Regions from separate parts of the Homo sapiens genome. Here all the other regions are linked to region 1. A link is a loop called in an ENCODE intact Hi-C map of the cell type or tissue named here. Cell type or tissue: heart right ventricle. All regions are shown on one strand. Region 1 holds the start of LOC124904268 (a long non-coding RNA gene). Region 2 has its middle 13 kb from the start of IMPACT. Region 3 overlaps OSBPL1A (oxysterol binding protein like 1A).

The links. A loop is a pair of places that touch in the nucleus more often than their neighbours do. Peaks named below come from ENCODE experiments on the same cell type or tissue, not always from the same donor. Only the 100,000 strongest peaks of a DNase experiment are listed, where the experiment ranks them.
Region 2: a loop joins it to region 1, with 7 times the contacts of the local background. A loop is called at or near these places in 28 of 110 quality-filtered maps.
Region 3: a loop joins it to region 1, with 3 times the contacts of the local background. A loop is called at or near these places in 10 of 110 quality-filtered maps.

Annotation. Positions count from the first base shown.
Region 1 is chr18:24,355,241-24,363,240 of GRCh38, forward strand. The region is part of intron 4 of OSBPL1A (oxysterol binding protein like 1A); the gene reads right to left. It overlaps LOC124904267 (a long non-coding RNA gene), which reads left to right. Exons shown (of 3, transcript XR_007066312.1): 3 at 4,752-4,790. It overlaps LOC124904268 (a long non-coding RNA gene), which reads left to right and starts at 4,836. Exons shown (of 3, transcript XR_007066314.1): 1 at 4,836-4,871; 2 at 5,609-5,683. In heart right ventricle, CTCF peaks have their summits at 4,654 (motif pointing right) and 4,858; a DNase peak (open chromatin) is centred at 4,808.
Region 2 is chr18:24,409,337-24,417,336 of GRCh38, forward strand. No RefSeq gene overlaps it. Among named protein-coding and RNA genes, the nearest start is that of IMPACT, 13 kb to the right of the region's middle. In heart right ventricle, a CTCF peak has its summit at 4,013; no DNase peak of the experiment used is centred here; H3K27me3 peaks cover 1,100 bases.
Region 3 is chr18:24,172,549-24,180,548 of GRCh38, forward strand. It overlaps OSBPL1A (oxysterol binding protein like 1A), which reads right to left. Exons shown (of 28, transcript NM_080597.4): 20 at 7,190-7,287; 21 at 5,465-5,647. Among named protein-coding and RNA genes, the nearest start is that of CABYR, 37 kb to the left of the region's middle. In heart right ventricle, CTCF peaks have their summits at 4,382 (motif pointing right) and 4,584; a DNase peak (open chromatin) is centred at 4,393.

The DNA of each region.
Region 1 (8,000 bases):
CGCCTGTAACCCCAGCACTTTGGGAGGCCGAGGCAGGAGGATCATGAGGTCAGGAGTTCTAGACCACCGTGACCAACATGGTGAAACCCCGTCTCTACTAAAAATACAAAAAATAGCTGGGCATGGTGGCAGGCACCTGTAATCCCAGCTACTTGGGAGGGTGAGGCAGGAGATCATTTGAACCCGGGAGGCGGAGGTTGCAGTGAGCTGAGATTGCACCATTGCACTCCAGCGCGGGCAACAGGTCGAGACTCCATCTCAAAACAAAAAACAAAAAACAGCAACAACAAAAAACCTGTCTTTCATGGCACTTCTGGCCTCTTGACATCTCTTAATGGGGACCATTTCTTTTTCCCTGATCCTAGGACCCATCCAAGTACAACTCAATCTGCACCATCAAAAGATATCAACAGTGAAAGGTAAGAGGCAGAAGAGAGTCACCCCATTAAAAGTCATGATACCGGCTGAGCGCAGTGGCTCACGCTTGTAAACCCAGCACTTTGGAAGGCCAAGGCAGGCAGATCACCTGAGGTCAGGAGTTCAAGACCAGCCTGGCCAACATGGTGAAACCCTGACTCTACTAAAAATACAAATCTTAGCCAGGCATGGTGGCATGCGCCTGTAATCCCAGCTACTCAAGAGACTGAGGCAGGAGAATTGCTTGAACGCGGGACACAGAGGTTGCAGTGAGCTGAGATCATGCCACTGCACTCCAGTTAGGGCAACAGAGCTAGACTCTTGTCTCAAAAAAAAAAAAAAAGAAAAGAAAAAAAAAGAAAAGAAAAATTAGCCAGGCATGGTGGCACACACCTGTAATCCCAGCTACTTGGGAGGCTGAGCCAGGAGAATTCCTTGAACCTGGGAGGCAGAGGTTGCAGTGAGCTGAGATCGCGCCACTGCATTCCAGCCTAGGCAACAGGGCAAGACTCCATCTCAAAAGAAAAAAAAAAAAGTTATGATACCTTGTCCAGTTTCTGGACCTGAGTCAACTTTGGACATAGAACTATTTACTGAAGGAGAGGCCAGATCCTCCAGGGAAAGATTCTGCAACACCAAAGCAAACATGAACTGTCGTGAATTCCCCCGACCATTCCCAAAGGGACCAATGATCATTTACTCAAGAAACTATACAGTGGAGAAAGCGGATCACCAAGACATCTCACAAGCTGTTAGATCTAAGGTCCAAACTGGCACTGACACCAAGAGATCCAAAATGTCATGAGGCCCCTGTGTTAGAAAGGGGGCATGCATGGGAGTGAGATGATAAATGGCGCCCTGGCTGAGGTCTGGCTCACGGTGCGGGTGCTGGTTGGGTCCAGAAATACACCTAGTGGTCATTCTCCTAGTCCCTGAATATGAAATTGGAATAGACACACTTAGTTGTTGGTACAACCCTCACATTGCCATCTTGGTCTATTGTATAGGAGCCAAATGGAAGTGGCTACTCACCCCCAGCCATGGCCAAGACATATCAAAACCAATATCCCATATGGGAAGGGATGGCAGAAATCAGTGCCACCCTTAAAAACCTAAGAGAATGCAGGGGCCATGGTCCCTATCATATTTCCATTGAATTCACTCATCTGCCACTATAAAACCCAGATGGAATGTGGAGGATGACACTGAACTTCCAGAAACTCAACCAAATAGTGACCCCAATTATAGCCACTCTGCCACCTCAGGTACATGGTAAGCAGCAACCGATAGGGCAAATGTACCTTTTCTATCCCTATTAGGAAAAAAAATCAAAGACAGTTTGGATTCACATGGACAAGAGTATACATGTACAGCTTCCGCCTCATGCCATCTGGGAATCTGGCAGCAAATCACACTGGTCCACTTTATCAATAACATTGTCAATCAAGAAAAATGATGAGACAAGTCTCAATCATTTTAGATTTATTTGCCAAAGTTAAGGACACGCACCCAGGAGACAGACATCTTTCTCTGAAGATGATTTTTGAGGGCTTCAAATTTAAAGGGGAAAGGGCAGGATATTGAGAAGTACACAATTTTCAGGTAAGGGGGTGGGTGGGAAAAGATAGTCATGCCTTTGTCTGGCTCCATGAATCTGCATGTTTTTACATAAGATGACATAAACGGGGCAGAAGAAAAACGTAGGGAATCTGCATTCTACATAACACAGACAAAATGGGGCAGGGGAACAATTAGATATGCATTTGCGTGTGGTGGGCCTGGGTGACTGCACCTGTAAAGATAAGCTATCACTTTGCATTGCTCACTAGGAATTTCCTTGTGAGCAAAATATGGGGGAGGCATGTAGCTTTTCCTCTTGTAGCCACCTTATTTAGGAACCAAAAGGGGGAGGCAGGTTTGCATGACCCAGTTCTCAGCTTGATTTTTCCCTTTGGCAAAATGAGTTTGGGGTCCCAAAATTTAATTTCCTTTCATAACATCATGCTAACAGAACCAGGAGAAGAGGCTTCTTCTCCACGAGGCTAGGATGTTCAAAGCCTTGGTAAGACATATCTGATCCAGTGGGTGGGAGGTAAAACTTAGGAAGAATTCAGGAGCTTTTCCATGTCAGTAAATTTTTAGAAGTTCACTGGTCTGGGCAATGACAAGACACTTCCTCAGAAGAATAAATTACTGCATCTTGCACTTCCCATAACAGAAGGGAGCACAGTGCCTGGTTGGCTTCAACAGGTTTTGGGGCAGCTTATTCCACACCTAAAGATAATGCTCTGATTCGTATGCTAGAAGGCACCAAAGGCTGCCTGAACATTGGGGTCCTTGCATCCAAGGACCAGCAGGCAAGAATAGTCACCATCTTAGCAGAAGTAATTGAACTTGATCAGCAGAAAAAAGTAGGGCTGTACACATTGGGGATGTACGTGGAAGAACAGGTTTAGCATACGATGAGAAACTCAGGTGTGTCCTGGTATTCTCTTGTCCAATTTTTATGGTAAATGGACAAGGGCAGCAACTCCAGCCTAAGAAGGGCATGGTATCCAGGGGCTCAGACCTCCAGGGATGAGGGTTTCCAGAGTATCCACGTATCCATGACTGACTGTCCCAGTGTATAAAGGCCTGGCTGCTCATCCCCAACAGGGACAACTTTGAAGCATCATCTCCTCTGCAAAGCTTCGCACACAGCAGAAAGGCTGAGGCATCGCTTGAGCCGGCAGCACTACTTGACTTGTCCACTCCTGTCCACTTCTTCCCCACCCTCGTGCACAGGTGTGATGCCACGAGCACTCCATAAACCTGCTGCCCACTCATCTCCATCTCAGCTTCCCTGAGAACAGATCTAGAACAAATTATATGTATATATTTCAAGGCAGTCATTCTCCATCAAATGAAACGATACGTGTCAAGTTGTCTGGGCATCGCCTGAAACACAGTAGGCCTTCAATACATAAACATGAGAAATGGTCTCCTAGGAAATCCTAAAGCCCAGGATTATACATATATTCTGTATGTTAGGTGAGATAGAGAGAATTTCTGAGACACAGAACATAGGAAGCATTTATTGTATTTGTTTATTTACTATTTTAGAGACAGGGTCTTGCTCTGTCATCCAAGCTGGAGTGCGGTGGTGCCATCATAGCTCACTCACTGTAGCCTCAAACTCCTGGGGCTCAAGCGATCCTCCTGCCTCAGCCACCAGAGTAGCTGGGACTACAAGCACATGCCATACATCCAGCTTTGAGTTTTTTAGAGATGGGGTCTTGGCTGGGCACGGTGGCTCATGCCTATAACCCCAGCACTTTGGGAGGCTAAGGCAGGCAGATCACTTGAGCCCAGGAGTTTCAGACCAGCCTGGGCAACATGGCAAAACCCTGTCCCTACAAAAAATACAGAAAATTAGCCAGGTACAGTGGCACATGCCTGTGGTCCTAATTCCTGGGGAGGCTAGGGTGGGAGGATCACTTGAGCTCTGGATGTGGAGGTTGCAGTGAGCTGAGATTGCACCACTGTACTCCAGCCTTGGCGACAGAGCGAGACCCTGTCTATAGAGAAAGAGACAGAGACAGAGAGAGAAAGAGAGAGATATGGTGGGGGGCGGGAAGAGGGGGTCTTGTTATGTTGCCCAGGTTGGCCTCTAACTCCTGACTTCAAGCGATCCTCCTGCCTTCGCCTCCTGTGTAGCTGGGATTATAGGTGTGAGCCACTACACCCGGCTCTGGAAGCATGTGTTTTACAAGCATTCTCAGCTGGGCGTGGTGGCTCATGCCTGTGATCCGAGAACTTTGGGAGGCTGGGGTAGGAAGACCGCTTAAGGTTCAAGACCAGCCTGGGCAACACGGTGAAACCCTGTCTCTACAAAAGATTTTTAAAAATTAGCCAGGTACAGTGGCGCACGCGTATAGTTCTAGGTGGAAGGATCTGTTGTGCCCAGACGTTCAAGGCTGCAGTGAGCTATGAGGGCCCCACTGCACTCCAGCATGGGTGAAAGAGTGAGATCCTGTATCTAAATAAATAAATAAAAATTAAAAAAAAATAAAAGTATTCTCAATTCTGCTAAAAGGTCAGTGCAACAATCCAAATATTCATTATACATACCATATTCCTATTTTAAATTGATTATAAAAGGCATAAAAACTTTATAACTGCATCTGAAAGTAAAGTAAGGAACAAATACTAAACACAGTATTTTAAAATTCTGGTATTCTGATTTTTACCAAAGAACACTAGGGGGCACTAATGTACCAAGAAAAGCCCAAAGGTGCCTCAAGAGCTGGGGAACTGCATGATTTTTTTGTTTGTTCTGTTTTTGTTTGAGACAGAGTTTCGCTGTGGTCACCCAGGCTGGAGTGCGATGGCGCGATCTCGGCTCACTGCAACCTCCGCCTCCCAGGTTCAAGTGATTCTCCTGCCTCAGCCTCCTGAAGTAGCTGGGATTACAGGTACCCGACACCAGGCCCAGCTAATTTTTTTGTATTTTTAGTAGAGACAGGGTTTCACCATGTTGGCCAGGCTGGTCTTGAAGTCCTGACCTCAGGTGATCCACCCGCCTTGGCCTCCCATAGTGCTGGGATTACAGGCATGAGCCACCGTGCCAAGCTGGGGAGCTGCATTTTTTAAATATTCCAGAGGATAAGAGTTTAAAGTGCTTTATAATAAGCCAAATCCCTTTTCAACTCAACATTCTACTTACTGAATCACAGGATCATAAGATATTTTAAAATTATCTTCATGGTAAATGATCACATAGGAATGAGATAACTTGATTCTTTTCATGAGAATTAGAAACCAAACTCTTTGCACAATTCAGTCATGCTTAGATATTGAGCACATACATTTTTTAATTTTAATGTTTCCTACATAACACAATCATGTAACTTCAGCTAAATGTTATTTTCTAAGACAACAGATAACAAAATACAGCAGATCTTCAAACAACACCATTTCATTCAACATCATTTCATTGCAATGTTCACAAGAAAAAAAAATCGATTCTTGGAGGGGGCCAATGTCTGTTGGAGTTCACATGTCCTTGTGTCTGCGTGGGTATCTCAGGTACTCTGTTTTCTTCTCACCTCCTAAAGATGTGCATAGCAAGTGAACAGGCATGTCTGAACTGTCCCAGTGTGAGTGTGGGTGTGTATGTGAGTGGCCCTGTGACAAGATGCATCCTCTCCAGGCCTGGATCCCCCTGTGCTCCCTGAGCTGCCGGGATAGGTTCCAGCCACCCTCACACCTGAACTGGAATAAATGGGTAAATAATTATCTTGTTTTTACTAATGTTTCTAAATGTATGAATAGCTCACATTTATTTCAATGTTTAATATCAGAAGTGTTTGCTCTTCATTTAGAAGTGTGGTAATTTTCTTTTCTTTTTTGGCACAGAGTCTCACTCAGCTGCCCAGGCTGGAGTGTGGTGGCACAACTGCGGCTCACTGCAGCCTCAACTTCCTGGGCTCAAGTGATCCTCCCATTTCAGCCTCCCGAGTAGCTGGGACTACAGATGCATGCTACCACATCTGGCTAATTTTTGATTTTGTAGAAGTGAGGTCTCCCTATGTTGCCCAAGCTGGTCTTGAACTCCTGGGCTCAAGCAGTCCACCTGCCTCAGCGCCCCAAAGTGCTGGCATTACAGACATGTGCCACTATGCCTGGCAGTGATGTTTTTTTGTGACTATAATTATTCTGTAGGAACTTAACTCTTGTTTATATGCATTGGCCTATGGTGAAGTTGGTTTCCTTATACATCGTTTATCCAAAAGTTAGTTTCCAAAAATCTATCATTGACATTAAGTGAGGACTTACTGTATATATGCTGATGCTCATGTCAAACTAAGGCTCAATTTAGCATGGTCTCACGTTCAAAGTTCAAGAAAATAGCAGAAATGGCCAAATATGTAAAGAGCTGAACATAGATAAATGAACTTATTTGATCTAGGTGATTACAGAGATGGGAGGTAAAACTTACCTTGTGCTCATGGGGACACAAAAAACAAGACATGATAATTCCTTGCTAGCAAGATTAATGCAACTTAGTAGCAGAGTTAAGACACAGACTACAGACTGGGTGCAGTGGCTCCCTCCTATAACCCCAGCACTTTGGGATTGAGAGCACTTGAGGTCAGGAGTTTGAGACCAGCCTGGCCAACCAACATGGTGAAACCCTGTCTCTACTAAAAATACACACTATGGTGGCACATGCCTGTAATTCCAGCTACTCAGGAGGCTGAGGCAGGAGAATCACTTGAACCCGAGAGGCGGAGATTGCAGTGAAGTGAGATCGTGCCACTGCACTCCAGCCTGGGTGACAATGGGAGACTCCATCTCAAAAAAAAAAAAAAAAAAAAAAAGACATAGACAAAAATAACACTAATACAAGGTAGAAGACGAATGAAAGTGCTGTACTGTGCCCAGGAATCCTGGAAGAGTATAGTTTCCTTCCAGCTGCAAGATGTTAGGAAAGAATTTATGGATATTACATTTGAGTAGCACTTTGAATGGGTAGATCTGGGCCATGTAGAAATAGATGACAATAGAATTTTCTTAGGTATATAGAAAAGAATGAGCAAGACCATAAAAAAAAACAGCAAGTAGTTCACGTAGTCAGGCAAATCGAGCCATCTGCAGCTCATATTTGAAACCCCACAAAGTCAAGCATAGAAATTAACCACAACCTTTATTGTTTATTATAAAAGGTTCTTTTTTCTCAGCTTGAGTTAAGACTCCATATCTGGTTCACAAGTATCAATTTATGAACAAATAGACAAGAGTGGTATAAAATGTACTAATTCAAACATGCTTAGCACATACAGAATTGACTCATGGTAACGTATTAAAAGTTAGTTAAATCTAGTCATTAGAATAATGAAAAGTGTGAAACAATATAATAATAAATTTGTTCTTTAACTCATGATAAATTCACATAAAGCTTCCAATCACGTGCTTACGAAATAACCTTTAGGTATCATGTTGGACTATGGTCAACAACTAGAATATACAAGAAATACACTCTATGTCATAGTTAATTTTGCATATCATTTAAATAATCAAAAAAACATTAATATGGGGTAAAGCAACTTTTAGCTATGAAAGGATAAGACAACTGTTATCCTGAAAAAATGAGCATAAAGCTGGACAAAATTGTCAAAACTAACCATTTTGTGGTGCTGGATATCCATTAAAGAAACAAACTGAGAGGCAGTTACTCCAGAGGAATGGCAGGAACTTGGAGGAAGAACACTGGGAGTCTTTAGCTTTCTAGCCACAGGCTATTAGTCCTCCCCACCTCCCCAAACAAGTCTGACCAGGGCAGGCCTGGCAGTGAAACCCAGCAGTTTTGCTGCCAGAGGGAAATGACTTGATTTAAAACAAAAGGCAAAAACCCAGTAAAAGTAGCAAATACAGCAGAAAACAAATGAGAACACCTACATGCTTGCTAGCATGAGGCTGCTTTTTCTATTAGAGTGTCTAGCTTTCTACCGCTGCTATAACAAATGACCACAAACTCGGTGGCTTAAAACAACAGAAAGAAATGTGTTACCTCACAGTTCTGTATTTGAGAAGTCCAGAAT
Region 2 (8,000 bases), 54 kb after region 1:
GAGCTAAGATGTCCCTGCAGTAGTATAGGGATGAGGTGATATGGCCTGAACTAAGGTGAGCAACTGGAATAGAAAGAAGTGAAGGGTCTTAGAAATTAAAATAAAATCCTGAGCCCTCCTAGTGACTGAATGAACTCCCTCTTGACCAAGGAGACTCTAGAAAAAAACCAAAAAAACTGAATTCCTGGCCATGATGGGAAGAGAGGTGAGACATGCCTCATTATACCACATGCCTTTTGGAGTTTAGGCACAATGACCAGCATTAATGTTAAAATAGAGATAATAAGACTGACAAGGTCAGGCACAGTGGCTCCCGCCTATAATCCCAGCACTTTAGGAGGCTGAGGCAGGCGGATCCCTTGAGCTCAGGAGTTTGAGACCAGCCTGGGCAACATGACAAAACCCTGTCTCTATAAAAAATACAAAAAAAATTAGCTGGACATGGCGGTGCACACCTATAGTCCCAACTACATGGGAAGCTGAGGCTGGAGGGACACCTGAGCCCAGGAGGTCGAGGCTGCAGTGAACCATGATCATGCCACTACACTCCAGCCTGGGTGATAGAGACCCTGTCAAAAAAAAAAAAACAAAACAAACAAAAAAAAAACCACACACACACACAACAAAACGGGCTCTTCGTGGCAATAAGATACCAAATTATGAATAAGACCTAAGGCGGGTTAAGTCACACCTGCAAACAATCATTCCTTTCTGCTGATTTCAAGTTTTAGACAGAGCCTTACTCCTTTAACCAATTGCAAATAAAGAACCTCTGAATCCACATGTAACCTGAAAGCTCCCGATTCAAGATATCCCTCCCACCTTTTTGGGCTGAACCAATGGATACCTTCCATGTACTACTGATTTATGTCTTTGCCTATCACTCCTGCCGCCCTAAAATGTATAAAACCAAGCTGTAATCTGACTGCCTTGAGACTACTTACTCAAGGCTTCTTGGGTTTGCATTTTCCCTGGTCATGGTGACTTACACTGCCTCAGAACAAACCTATTTAAAATATTTCATGGAGTTTGGTTTCTCCATTAGTAAGCTAATGTGACTGATGAGGGGAAGTAACAATAGACAGGGCTTGGCAGTTACAATGGAGAGTCCTGAAGAATATATTGAATAGCCAGATTAGGGGGCTATCCAAAAGTCTTTGAAAGCCAAGCAGAGGAACTGAGACTTGATTCAGTGGGGGAGAAATATTATAATATTCCTGGACAAAGAATGTTTAAGGAACATTAGTCTAACAACAGTGTACAAGGGATCAACCAGAGAAAAGAAAGGATAATGGAGGCAGAGAGACAATATGGTTATCATTTGAATAGAACACCCTGAGAATGCAGACTCTACCAATGAAGAACATAAGGTACTTGTGACTTAGTCAATGTGGGGTATAAAGGAGAGGATGCAACTGACGTATCACCACAGCACATAACACATTCTCAGGAATTATTTGTTTATATGTTTAACTCTGACAGGCTATGGGCTTCTTTTTTTTTTTTTTTTTTTTTGAGATGGAGCCTCGCTGTGTTGCCCAGGCTGGAATGCAGTGGCGTGATCTCGGCTCACTGCAAGCTCTGCCTCCAGGGTTCACGCCATTCTCCTGCCTCAGGCTCCAGAGTAGCTGGGACCACAGGCGCCCACCACCACGCCTGGCTAATTTTTTGTATTTTTAGTAGAGACGGGGTTTCACTGTGTTAGCCAGGATGGTCTCCATCTCCTGACCTCGTGATCTGCCTGCCTCGGCCTCCCAAAGTGCTGGGATTACAGGCGTGAGCCACCGTGCCCACCGGCTATGGGCTTCTTAAAGTCAGAAACTATGTCTTCTTTATTTTTATATCTTCAATATATAGCCAAATTATGGCATAGATCAAGTCTTGATAAATATTCTTGAATAACCAACCTAATGAATACATAAGTTGGATAGGCAGAGTATACATGAAAGCAAGATAGTTTGGGGAAGGTCTTTTTTGTTTTTGTTTTTTTTTTTTTTAATTTAGAGTTTGGCCGGGTGTGGTGGCTCACACTTGTAACCCAGCACTTTGGGAAGCTGAGGCAAGCAGATCACTTGAGGTCAGCAGTTTGAGACCAGCCTGGCCAACATGGTAAAAACCCTGTCTCTACTGAAAATACAAAAATTAGCTGGGTGTGGTGGTGCATGCCTGTAAAGCCAGTTACTTGGGAGGCTGAGGCACAAGAATCACTGGAGCCCAGGAGGCAGAGGTTGTAGTGAGCTGCGATCACTTCATTGCACTTCAGCCTGGGCAACAGAGTGAGACTCCATCTCAAAAAAAAAAAATTAGAGACTGGGTCTCTGTTGCCCAGGCTGGAGTGCAGTGATGTGATCATGGCTTACTGCATCCCAAACTCCTGGGCTCAAGCAATCCTCCCACCTCAGCCTCCCAAGTAGCTGGGACTGCAGGCAGTTGCCACTACCCCTGGCTAATATTTATTTATTTATTTATTTTTTGTAGAGGTAGAGTCTACATTGCCCAGGCTGGTCTCGCACTCCTGGACTCACACAATCCTCCCACCTCAGCCTCCCAAAGTTCTGGGATTACATGCATGAGCCACCACTCCCCACCTAAGAATGTTTTGAATTTGGCTTTGAAGTGTTCTTTCTTTAAAAAAAATTTGTTTCACACCGCTGGACTAGGATGAAATGGCTGTGAAATGTTGAGTTTAAGATGTGACATCTAAGATACCCACTTGTAAATGTCTTATAGATACAGAAAGAGTAGTGCTCAGAAGTCCAGAAGAGAGAAGAAATCTGGAGAGAGGCACAGTAGGGAGACATCAGTGTTAATCACGTCTCTCACTGCACCCCCATCTGACATTTGAAACAAACAAGCTGAAACCTCGGTGGCTTCATAACATAATGCAATGCAGTCAAGGATAGAGGTTCCACTCCAGGTTTCTTCCATTGTGAGCACCACCACTGTCAATAGGTGAATCACAGAATTCCTGCAGAAGGGGAGAGAGAGCCTGCAGGTCTGCACTGGAGGTTTTATGGATGGACCTAGAAGTGGTTTGTTTCAATTTTTTTTTTCTTTTTTAGACAGAATCTTACTCTGTCACCTAGGCTGGAGTACAGTGGTGCTATCTCAGCTCACTGCAACCTCCGCCTCCCAGGTTGAAGCAATTCTTCTGGCTCGGCCTCCTGAGTAGCTGGGATCACAGGCATGTGTCACCACACCCAGCTAATTTTTGTATTTTCAATAGAGACAGGGTTTCACCATGTTGGCCAGGCTGGTCTTGAACTCCTTACCTCAAGTGATCTGCCCACCTCAGCCTCCCAAAGTGCTGGGATTACAGGCGTGAGCCAACGCGCCCAGCCGGTTTGTATCACTTCTACTCATCTGATATGGTTTCACTTTTTGTCCCCACCCAAATCTTATCTTGAATTGTAGCTCTCATAATTCCCACACGTTGTGGGAGGGACCAAGTGGGAGATAACTGACTCATGGGGGTGGTTTCCCCCATACTGTTCTCGTGGTAGTGAATAAGTCTCACAAGATCTGATGGTTTTGTGAAGGATTTCCCTTTTCACTTGGCTCTCCTTCTTTCTTTTTTACTGCCATCATGTAAGAGGTAACTTTCACCTTCTGCCATAATTGTGAGGCCTTCCCAGCCACACGGAACTGTGAATCCATTAAACCTCTTTTTCTTTATAAATTACCCAGTATTGGGTATGTCTTTATCAGCAGCGTGAAAACGAACTAATCCACCATCTGTTTGTGTTCTCTCAATGCCTTCAAACTCGAGCTTGACTGTTGACTGAACAATTAAGGAGAAACATTTGCCTCCCAATCCATTCCATGCCCTTCTCTATTCTGCTCTCTGTCCTGAAAGGCTGGTCTCTAGGGATCAACCATCAGAGCTTCCTTGCTCTCTGGCTTCCAATTTGGGTTCAGAGGATGAGAGGTAGCAGCAGGAGAGTAGAAACTGGAAAAGAGGAAAGGAAAGGTCTCTATCACTTCCTTGCCCATCCCTACCCTCCACTGACACTTTGTGGAGAATTCCGGCACCGCAGTTGCATTTTCCTGCAGCCACAGCTTCTCTTGGGCAGTTCCTGTTCTATGGCTCCAGTTCTTGCTGGCCTCCAATAATACTATTCTCAATCCTGGGGTCCTAATGGCTTCCTGCAGTTAAGAGTCTCTGGCTGTTTCTCTAATCTCTTGTGTGGTCCCTTAGTATTGCTCATTCTTCTGTAAATCATCCCTTCCTTAATCTGTCTTCAGTTGAATCCTTTGAGTATGCCATTTGTTTTCTGTTGAAACCCTAACAGATACATTATTTACTAGCTCATACTAATTCCATTTCAATTACCAATGCACTATTTTTGTGGGTGATTTAATTTGTTCCATCAAAAGGGGCACAAGTGACCACTGTAGTCAAAATTACATTTTAGTACCACATACTGAAATTTTAAGTCCATATTGCATATTCTGTACCAAGAGAGATCCTTTCTTTTCATTAGCTTGACTACAGAAATGGTTATTCATAACTCTAGTGTTCATCTATAGCTATAGTAACGCCATAAAGTGACTTGAACCACCCTATTCTATCATTTTTTTTCTATTCCTGTTGGAGACCATTTCTACTTATGCATCCAAGGATACAACATCAGGCCAGGTGCCATGGCTCACACCTGTAATCCCAACACTTTGGGAGGCCAAGGTGGGTGTATTTTGTATTTTTAGTAGAGATGGGGTTTCGTCGTGTTGGGCAGACCAGCCTGGCCAACACGGCGGAACCCCATCTCTACTAAAAATACAAAAATTAGCCAGGCATGACGGTGCATGTCTGCAATCCCAGCTACTGAGGAAGCTGAGGCATGAGAATTGCTTGAACCTGGGAGGCAGAGGTTGCAGTGAGCTGAGATCCAGCCACTGCATTCCAGCCTGGGCGATAGACTGAGACTCCCTCTCAAAAAAAAAAAAAAAAAAAAAGGAAGAAAGAAAGAAAAAGAAAAAAAGAGAAATAAATGGTAGGTAGCTGTAAAACAGCAGTACAGGTAGTAGGAAGGAAAGATAGTGCATATGTTAATAAGAGGTTGAGATTTCTTGATACTGTACAAAGGGCATGACTGATCAAGCTATACCACGGTGGCAAGGGTGAACTTTAGATAACCAAGAGAGGTCACAGGAGATGAGAAAACAGAAAAATTGGTTTACCATATACATTTAGAAAAGCAGATAAGAAATCTGGAGTTTTGTTCCCACCACACAGCAGTTGCTGAGTTTGCAGTTGGGAGCTGCTGAATAAGAACTGTGTCTTACTAATGTTCTTATCTCCAGCATCATTATGAAACTTCCACATATCAAGCAGCAAAAAATAATGACTAAGTTAAATAGTGAAACTTCATACTGTTTTCTGTGTGAAATATTGTAGAGTTGCTGGGCTCAGTGGCTCAGGCCTGAAATCCCAGCACTTTGGGGGGCCGAGGGGGGCATATCACCTGAGGTCAGGAGTTCGAGACTAGCCTGGGCAACATAGTGAAACCCTGTCTCTGCTAAAAATATGAAAATTAGCTGGGTGTGGTGGCAGGCACCTGTAATCCCAGCTATTTGGGAGGCTGAGACAGGAGAATCACTTGAACCCAGGAGGTGGAGGTTGCAGTGAGCTGAGACCATGCAACTGCACTCCAGCCTGGGCAACAAATGCAAAACTCCATCTCAAAAAAATATATACTGTAGAGATGTTTTACTGTAAAATGTTTATTAATTGTACAGCTCTGTAAATTCTATGATAAAAATATAATATATAATAGCGATATATTATAAAATGACATAATATAGTATTTACTGAATGCTTACTATACGCCAGGCAATATACTAAAGCCTTTACATAAGTTATATCATTTGATTTTCACACTAATCCTATAAAACAGATATTATTATTTTCATACTTACAGGGAGAGAAGGAAACTGAGGCATGGAGCTGTTAAGTCACACAGCTAGTCATTGGCAAAATCAGCATTTATACCTAAGCATCCTGGCTCTGGAGTGTTTCCAAAGAACATAAGTACACTGTATACCCATAGCAGCTTAAACGTATACCACATCAACCTCGCAAGAGGATGCTCAACAGTGTTTGGCTAAGGCCAATGATTTTGAATCTCTTCAGCAACCATTAGTCAGGATAATTCAGTGTGCCATTCAGTGTCGAAAATAAGTCCTACTGAAAAAAGCCTAGTTATGCATTTTCCTTTACACTTGCTTAGCCTTCTTGTAAGTGAATCACATAGTGCATTGTACACAGCACAAAACAAGCACTCAATAAGTATTCAGTGAATTTAACCAAACTAGTAACTTTTCAGTAGCTTTGTAAGAAAAAGTACCAGGAGTCATGAAAAACAAGCAAGCAAACAGTGATAGTAAAAGACATAGTAAATATCAACATAAATCATCATTACCTCCTGGATACAAATTTTTGCTAGCTTTGGGATAATGGTTCAAATAATATTTTCAAGAATATTGTTTAAAATGGTCACTGATAGTCTTTGAGTGCAGTAGAAAGCTCATTTACCCGGAGTTCTTTCCTTGAAAGCCTTAGATTGGTCTTCAGACAAACCAAAGTATTTTCTTTTTTTTTTTTTCTTTTTTTCTAGTCCTTGACTCAGGAAAACCACAGTATTTTAAAGAAAGGAAAAGCGCCATATTCACTTTTTTCATGTACAGGAAAACCTTGGTCTGAAAATTAAAAATGAAAGCTCTAAGAAGACACTTTATGATGGCCATTGTATGAAGGTGATTGAAAGGCTATTTTTTTCATGTTCTATTTTCTCAAGGTAATCATAGTCCAAACTGGCAAGGACTAGAATACCTCCTGTACCTAACTGGACAGAGTAAATTAGATTTTAACATTTCACAATCTCAAAGACTCTTTAATTAGAATTCAAAAAGCCATTTGTTCCAGAGTTGGAGTTTCCTACCCGCCCAGATCAGTTGTCCTATCCCAGGGTGACATAGCAACCCTAGAGATGATCTGAATTGGCCTAACCACCTTGTGTGTGCTTTGTCACTTCCTTACATCCCTTCAGCATGTGAAGACTCTCTCTTCCACCTCCAGATGAGCTGTTTCCCCAACCATCTAAGTTTGGCATCCATTTAACTAATATTTATTGAGTATCTACCATACATCGGGGCTGCTTCTGGTGTCGGGGACACAGCCGTGAATAAGACAGACAACACCTATGCCCACATAGAGCTTACATGCAGTTGAGGAAGACAAACTACACACACACTAAAGATACGTAACTTGGGGCCAGGCATGGTGGCTCACACCTGCAATCCCAGCACTTTGGGAGGCCAGTGGAGCTTGAATCCAGGAGTTGGAGACAAGCCTAGGCAACATAAAGAGACCCCGTCTTTATGTTTAAAAAAACAAAATTAAAGAAAGAAAGATACATATCTTGGATAATTATTGAATATTGATTCACCCTGTGAAAAAATTCCACAAGATAGATGGCCCTCAGGTATCTCACTATTCACCTGGGCCCATTCTGTCAACCCTATTTCAAGTACAACAATTTAAAGAAGGAAAAGAGTTTTCAAATAAATGTAAAATCCAAATGAATCATGAAGTTTTATTTCTGTCATTTGTAAAGAATAAACTTATTTCAAATTTTTTTTTAAAATAAATAATTCCACAGGATAATGGTTTAGAGCAGCAGTTCCCAACCTTTTTGGCACCAGGGACCAGTTTTGTGGAAGACAATTTTTCTCAGACTTGGGGGATGGGGGGATGGTTTCGAGATGATTCAAGCACATTACATTTATTGTGCACTTCACTTCTATTATTATATTGTAATGGATAATAAAATAATTCTACGACTCACCATAATGTAGAATCAGTGGGAGCCCTGAGCTTGTTTTCCTGCAACTAGATGGCCCCATAGGGTTGGGGGCAAGTGATGGGAGACAGTGACAGATCATCAGGTGTTAGAATCTCATAAGGAGCGTGTAACCTAGGTCCCTCGCGTGCGCAGTTC
Region 3 (8,000 bases), 180 kb before region 1:
GTTCCAAATGCCATTACTCAGAATAACAAACCAGGCTGCTTGAGATAACTACGTTCTAAGCCTTTAAAAATTCTATTGATGTTAACTCACCATAAAATTGGGATCATTTGCCCATTCTTGTTTCTTAAAAGGGAGTAACAGCTTAAGAAAAAATTCTATACTTCCACCAAACTCCAAATAAACTACGTACATAATCATTTTAAGCATTCAAAAGTGTCATGAAACATTAAAAAAAGCTAAAGTAGAGACACAAAATAAAAAGTCTATTTAGCACTTTCTAGAGAAAGTACCCTCCAGCTCACCAAAGGAAAAAAACTCATCTATGTGAATAAACTCTGATTTTATAATCCTATATATCCAGAGGAATAGAAATCATTCTACCATAAAGATACATGCACGGGAATGTTCACTGCAGCACTGTTCACAACAGCAAAGACATGGAATCAACCTAAATGCCCATCAATGATAGATTGGATAAAGCAAACGTGGCACACATACACCATGGAATACTATGAAGCCATAAAAAAGAACAAGATCATGTCTTTTCTGGGAATATGGAGGAGCTGGAGTCCATTATTCTTAGCAAACTAACGCAGGAACAGAAAACCAAATACCACATGTTCTCATTTATAAGTGGGAGCTGAATGATGTGAACTCATGAACACAAAGAAGGGATGAATAGACACTGGGGCCTACCTCAGGATGGAGGTTTGGAGGAGGGAGAGGATCAGAAAAAATAAGTATTGGGTACTACGCTTAGTACCTGGGTGACGAAACAAACCCGCATGACAACAGTTTACCAACAGAACAAACCTGCACATGTACCCCCAAACCTAAAATAAAAGTTAAAAAAAAAGTTTTATTTTACTTTTTATTTTTTTTGAGACAGAGTCTCGCTGTGTCACCCAGGCTGGAATGCAGTGGCGTGATCTCGGCTCATTGCAACCTTCACCTCCCGGGTTCAAGTGATTCTCGGGCCTCAGCCTCCCGAGGAGCTGGGACTACAGGCACGTGCCACCATGCCCGGCTAATTTTTGTATTTTTAGTAGAGATGGGTTTTTGCCATATTGGCCAGGCTGGTCTCGAACTCCTGACCTCAGGTGATCCACCCGCCTTGGCCTCCCAAAGTGCTGGGATTACAGGCGTGAGCCACCGCTGCACCTTCATATATTTGTCCTTAGATATGTGTCTTTTAATTTACATAAGGTAAAATTCATTTTTGTTGGTACTCAGGTTTATGCTTGCACAGATCTGTGTAACCACCACCAACACAATCAGGATCCTAAACAACTCCTCCACCCACAAACACTTTGTTCATACTTCTCCTGGTAGTCAAACCTTTCTCCACTCCTAATCCCTGGATCTCCAACTCACTCCTTATCCCCAACAACTGATCTGTTCTCCATTGCAATAGTTTTTCCTTTTCCAGACGTCATATAAATGTAGATTACCTTTTGAGATTAGCATCTTCAATTTGTATAATGCACCTGAAATTCATCTGTGTTGTTCTACGTATCAGTCTTTGTGCTGAGTAGGATTCCGCTGTATGGATATGCCACAGTTTGTGTGACCATTCACCCACTGAAGGGCATGTGGGCTGTTTTCAGTTTTTGGTGATGATGAATAATGCTACTGTAAACATTTGTATACAGGTTTTGGGATGAACGTAAGTTTCCATTTCTCTAAGGCAAATACCTAGGTGTGATATTGCTGAGTCATGTGGTAAACATAAGGTTAACTGGATGAGAAACTGCCAAACTGTTCTCCAGGGTGGCTCTACCATTTTACATTCCAACACCAACAATACACAGGTTGAGCATTCCAAATTCAAAACTTGGACATCTGAAATGCTCCAAAGTCTGAAACTTTTTGAGCACTGACATGACACTCAAAGGAAATGGTCACTGGAGTATTTCAGATTTTGGAATTTTGGATTTGAGATGCTAAACCAGTAGGTATATTGCAAATATTACAAAATCTGAAAATATTCAAAATCCAAAACACTTTTGGTATATTTTAAAAAACGGATACTCAACCTGTATGAGATTTCTAGCTCCTCCACATCCTTGTCAGCACTTGGTATTGTCAATGTTTACAATTATTTTGATTTTAGACATTGTAATAGGTATAAATATAAATTGTAATAGGTATAAATAGGATAGCTCATTGTGGTTTTAACTCTGCAGTTCTCTAATAACTGATGCTGTTGAACATCTTTTTAAATTTTTATTTATTTTTTTTTAGAGATGAGGTCTTATTCTACTACCTAGGATGGAGTGCAGTGGTGGATCATAGCTCACTGCAGCCTCGAACTCCTCGGCTCAAGTGACCCTCCTGCCTTAGCTTCCCTAGTAGCTATGACTACAGGCATGTGTCCCCATGCCTGGCTAAATTTATTTTACTTTATTTTTTTAGAGACGGATTTTCACTATGTTGCCTAGGCTGGTCTTGAACTCTTGGCCTCAAGCAATCCTCCTGCCTCAGCCTCCTAAGTAACTGGAATTATAGGTGTGAGCCACTGCAATCAGCTGACTTCATGTGCTTATTTGCCATGTGTATGTATATATATATATATATATATATATATACACATATATATATATATATGAAGTATCTATTCATTTTTTATTGTTCTTTTTTGTTGTTGTTGTTCCAGAGACAGGGTTTCACTCTGTTGCCCAGGCTGGAATACAATGGCGCAATCATGGCTCACTGCAGCCTCGAACTCCTGGGCTTGAGAGATCCTCCCACCTGAGCCTCCCAAGCAACTGGGACTATAGGTGCATGTCACCAAACCTGGCTATTTTTAAAATCTTTTACTAGAGACAAGGATCCCACTATGTTGCCCAGGCTGGTCTCTAACTCCTGGGCTCAAGTGATCCTCCCACTTCAGCCTCCCAAAGTGCTGGGATTACAGGCATGAGTCACTGCGCCTGACCTTATCATTTCTTACTGTTGAGTTTTAAGAATTCTTTATATATTGTGGCTACAAGTCCTTTGTTGGCTATATGATTTGCAAATAATTTTTACTATTCTATAGTTTATCTTTTCATTCTCTGAACAGTATCTTTCGATATAAGGTTTTTAATTTAATAACATCTAATTTATCACTTTTTGTCTTTTATGGGTTATAATTTTGGTATCATATCCATAAGAGTTCTTTGCCTAATCCAAAGTTGTAAGAGTTTCTCCTATGTTTTCTTCCAAAACCCTTAGTTTTACATTTTACGTAAATGATCTATTTTGAGCTGATTTTTGTAAAAGGCGTGAGGTCTAGTTTGAGGTTCATTTTTTAACATATAGATGTCCAACTGTCTCCATAGCACAGATGGTTGTCTGTGGAAAGGACTATTCTTCTTAGCTGTATTGCCTTTGCAGCTTTGTCAAAAATCAACTGACCACATTTCTGCGGGTCAATTTCTGGATTCCCTTCCCCGTCGCATTAATCTATACTTTGTCTATAGTTTGGCCACCACCACACTGTCTTGATTACAACAGCTTTAGCATTAAGCCTTAAAATTGGGTAGTGGGAGTCCATCAATTCTGTTCTTCCTTTTCAAAATTATTTTGGCTGTTCTGTCATTTGCCTTTCCATACAAACTTAGAATTCGTAAGTTAGAATCAACTTCTCTGTATCTATTAAAAATCATCTTGGGATTTTGATTTGGACTGTGCTCATACAGACTGCTTATAGATCAGTGAGGGGTGAACTGACATCTTAACTATAATTGAGGCTTCCAAATATATCGAGACAGTGTGTCTCTGCATTACTGAGGTAATTCTTGATTACTTTCAACAGTATCTTGTAGTTTTCAACATACACATCCTTTACATATTTTGACATTTGCATTCTGCCATTGAGCCTATCCCAGTTATTATATTCTATTACTATATTTTTAGTACTAAAATTTCCAAAAATACTTCTATTTTTTTTTTTTGGCTAAAATGTCTTTTTCTATTTTAGTTTGTTGAGATTTTCCTGTTGCTTGGTATGCTGAATGATTTTGGATTGTATTCTGCACACCTGAATATTGTAAGACTCTGTCCTCTTAACCTCTTCTGGAGAATACTGATAAAAATTTTTTTTAGTAGGCAATTAACAGAGTTTCAGGCCAGAAGTCCTGACTCTCCTCCTGTGAGCTTTCATTCCAGTGTCAGTTTAATTTTCAAAGCCTCTGTAGTGCTGCTCAGATCCACCCCTCAATAGCCATCCAGGGACCTGGCTCTCAGGCCACACAGCATTTCAGATCCTGAGGCCCTTGTGTACCCTTCTGGGTCATTTCAATGCATGTGTGTAGGGATGAGCGTAGGAACTCATAATGCAGCTTCAGGGGACCCCTTTCTTGAGCTCCCTCCTCTTTGTGGTTTCCCCAACACTCTTAGACACCAGGGGGCGCTTTCTCTCCCCTCCGGCTGGCAAGCTGGGGTTTGAGCCTCTCTGCTCTGTCTTGTATCTCCCACAACTAGGTCTTCTTCTGGGGCAAAGGGGTAAAAGAAAAGAAAGAAAAACAAGTAACAGGAATTCTCTCACACTCTTTGAACCCCAGGGGTTCCTTTACTCAGTTTCTCTGGCCAAAGAGAAGGACTCTGAGGTACGTGTGTGATTGCCACAGCCACCATCGCAGCAGGAGTGTAGCTACAGACCCTAGTGCTTGCTTTGGGGCAAGGCTGTGAGACAAAATTAAAACAGGATTTCCCCTATTCTCTACTTCCTGCAAGGGTATCTTTCTAGGTCCTTTAATTAGAAAGAAAGAATTACTCTCAGAACTTTTTCGGTCGGCCTCTAATCCCCAGTTCTGCAATTTGCTGCTCTGATTCTGAGCCAGATTTGGGAGAAATATATAAAACCAGTAAACTCACTGCCATATTGGTGTTCAGGTTTTGATTTCTCTCCCCAGTCTGCCTGCTACTATCTACTTTTCAGAGTCTTTGGGTTGTTGCTTTGTCTTCTGTCCGGGGTATCTAGTTGTAATCAGTGTTAAAGAGATAGGGTATCGTATGCTTATTCTCTCCTAACTGGAATTAATTGTGGATTTAAAGCTAATCTTACAAAAGAAGAGAACTCCCAATTTATCTAACGCCTAACATGTGCCACACAATTGTCATTTCATTATTTCTCAGAGTGAATTCATTTTGAAAGATCTGTAAACAAAACATTGGCACAAGGATATAAAAAAGCATGTTTCATAAGAACTGTCATGAAGCAATTAACTCCATCGATCTTAAAATAGATCCAAACACCAGAGTCAAAAATCAAGTTAAACTATTTACACATACCCAGATTAATTAGCAATGGCTACTGCCATGTTTCTCAAATTCTTTTACATAGACGTAGACAGTTTGCACTGTATGAAAGCTGTTTCTTTTTCTCCAGCTTTTGAACAGTAAGGTCAGCTGAGTGTGCATGTCTACACTTACAGGCAGGTCTACATGAAAAGAGTGTAATGGCTTGATCAGAACTCACTCAAGGAGCTCCAAGGTGATGGTTCCTTTGGGTTCTGCTTCTACACTCTTCCCCCAGAATTTCAGTTTGGGATAGATAGAGCCATGAAAGATGAAGTCATTGTTTAATCCTTCAGCATGAAATGCACTGATTGGTGGGTGATGGCTGACCTGTTCGGAGATGAGTCTAAATCCAAGGTCATCTCTTAAGATTTAAAAAAAAAAAAAAAGAAAAAAAAAAGCAACATTATAATTAACTCTATCATTAAACATGTACATAATTGCCCTTTCAAAGTAAACAATTCTTTTGTTGTTGTTGTTGAGACAAAATCTTGCTCTGTCGCTCAGGCTGGAGCAGTGGCGTGATCTTGGCTCACTGCAACCCCTGCCTCCCAGGTTCAAGCACTTCTCCTCCCTCAGCCTCTCGACTAATTGGGATTACAGGCATGCACCACCACACCTGGCTAATTTTTGTATTTTTAGTAGAGACGGGGGTTTCATCATGTTGGCCAGGTTGGTTTCGAACTCCTGACCTCGTGATCAACCCACCTCAGCCTCCCAAAGTGCTGGGATTACAGGCATGAGCCACCATGCCCGGCCAACAATTCTTTATTCTCATTGCAATGAAACAACTTCATATATGAGAAATTATACAAATGCAACCCAAACCACCAAATCCAATGTTGTAATGCTAGCTACTTGAACAAATTAAAACAAAGAACACCCAGATGAATTTGAATGATTTGCATGAAAAAATATTAGTCATGTAAATTTAAAACACATCATTCCTTTTACATTAGAGAAATCTAGTGTGTCCACTTTCAAACATCTAGGGAATAAATGAGATCAAAACTTGTGCAGAGAAGAGGAGGAACGCATAGAAAAACTAAAGCCAAATAAAGTCCCTTAATCATATATAAACAAGACACAGGCTAGCTCAAGCAAACAGAACTGCACTTACAGATGCAGTCATTGGCTTCATGCAAACAATATATACTTATGCTAATATATTTTATTTATATTTTTTAATAAAGAGATATTTTTATAAGAGGGCCTCACTGTTGCCCAGGCTGGAGCGCAGTGGCTAATGATGGGTGCAAGCCCACCACTGACCAGCACAGGAGTTTTGACCTGCGTCCATTTCTGACCTCCCTCTCCTGGGAGGTCACCATATTCATGCCAAACTTAGTGCAGACACCTGGCCAGCATAGTGCACTACAGCCCAGAGCTCCTGGGCTCAAGAGATCCTGCTGCCTCAGCCTCTCAAGTAGCTGGGACTATAGGCCTGTGCCACCACAACCCAGCTAATAAACTTTAAATGATTATTTTTAGGAGATATACCTGAGGTTAAATGACGAGTTAATGGGTGCAGCACACCAACATGGCACATGTATAGATATGTAACTAACCTGCACATTGTGCACATGTACCCTAAAACTTAAAGTAAAAAAAAAAAACAAAACAAAACTCGATCATGTCTCATGATCTACATAAGGAAAAAAGGAGGGTGATTAATCCCATGTGATCAGGAATACAAAAATCTTTGCAATTATTTCTTATAATGGTACCTTTTATATATGTTTCAGTATTTTTGACAGTCTCTAAAATAATAGCTATCCTAGAAACAAACATCAAAATTGTTAACTTGCTCCAGTCCTATATAATTGTTATTCGTGATGACCAATATGTATGTATTTCTCCTCTTCATCTGCAACGCTGTATAAAGCATGCAAGTGAAAGGCCTCACCGCACTAATTCATAAGTCTCTCCCAGCAGTGGGTTGAAAGGTTTTCCAGTCCGTTCCCACTGAGAAGCAACAGCAGATACAGCAAACGCAGCTACACACTGTGGGACAGAGCATGAGAACAAGTCAAAAATAGCCGAGCTCGCTCCGCATTCTTTTAGGAACTGAAATTTTGCTGAAGACAGTAATTTACAGAATTATTTTGAGGAGTTTCATTACTTTGGAGTTTTAATATGGCTCTAGCAGTGGGACATGGAAACTTGGATATTCAGAATGAAAATTACTTTCAGTTGCTTCCTACAGTGTTATTCCCAACCATGGTTTTCATCACACTCTAACAGTGCTACAAATTCTCTCAAGGACTTTTAAAAAACCCTCAAGTCCAAAGTTACTTTTAATTCATTTAAAAATTTTTAAAAGTATGACACTCCAGGATTGGGGAAAGAGATATAAAACTCCACAACTTAATTGGTGTTAAGTCCACTGAGGTTGGAAAATGCTGACTTATATAGATGAAAGGACAGAAAGACTCAGTTTAGAATGCTATTGCTTTGTTGAAGGAGAACAATGTGTCCACTATACTCTACCTCTAACTAGTCCATCCATGTACAACATATACAATCTTCCATCTAAAACATTAAAAAGTGCAATTCCTTGCCGTCTTTTAACATATAGCAATGTATATATATTTATATACACAAGTAAGCACAAACATATTTTTCTATTTTGTGTGTGTGTGTGTGTGTGTGTATGTGTTAACTTCTTCTTGGAAACACCCCGAGAAAGTCTGAAAGAAGAAAGGTTGAATTCTTCC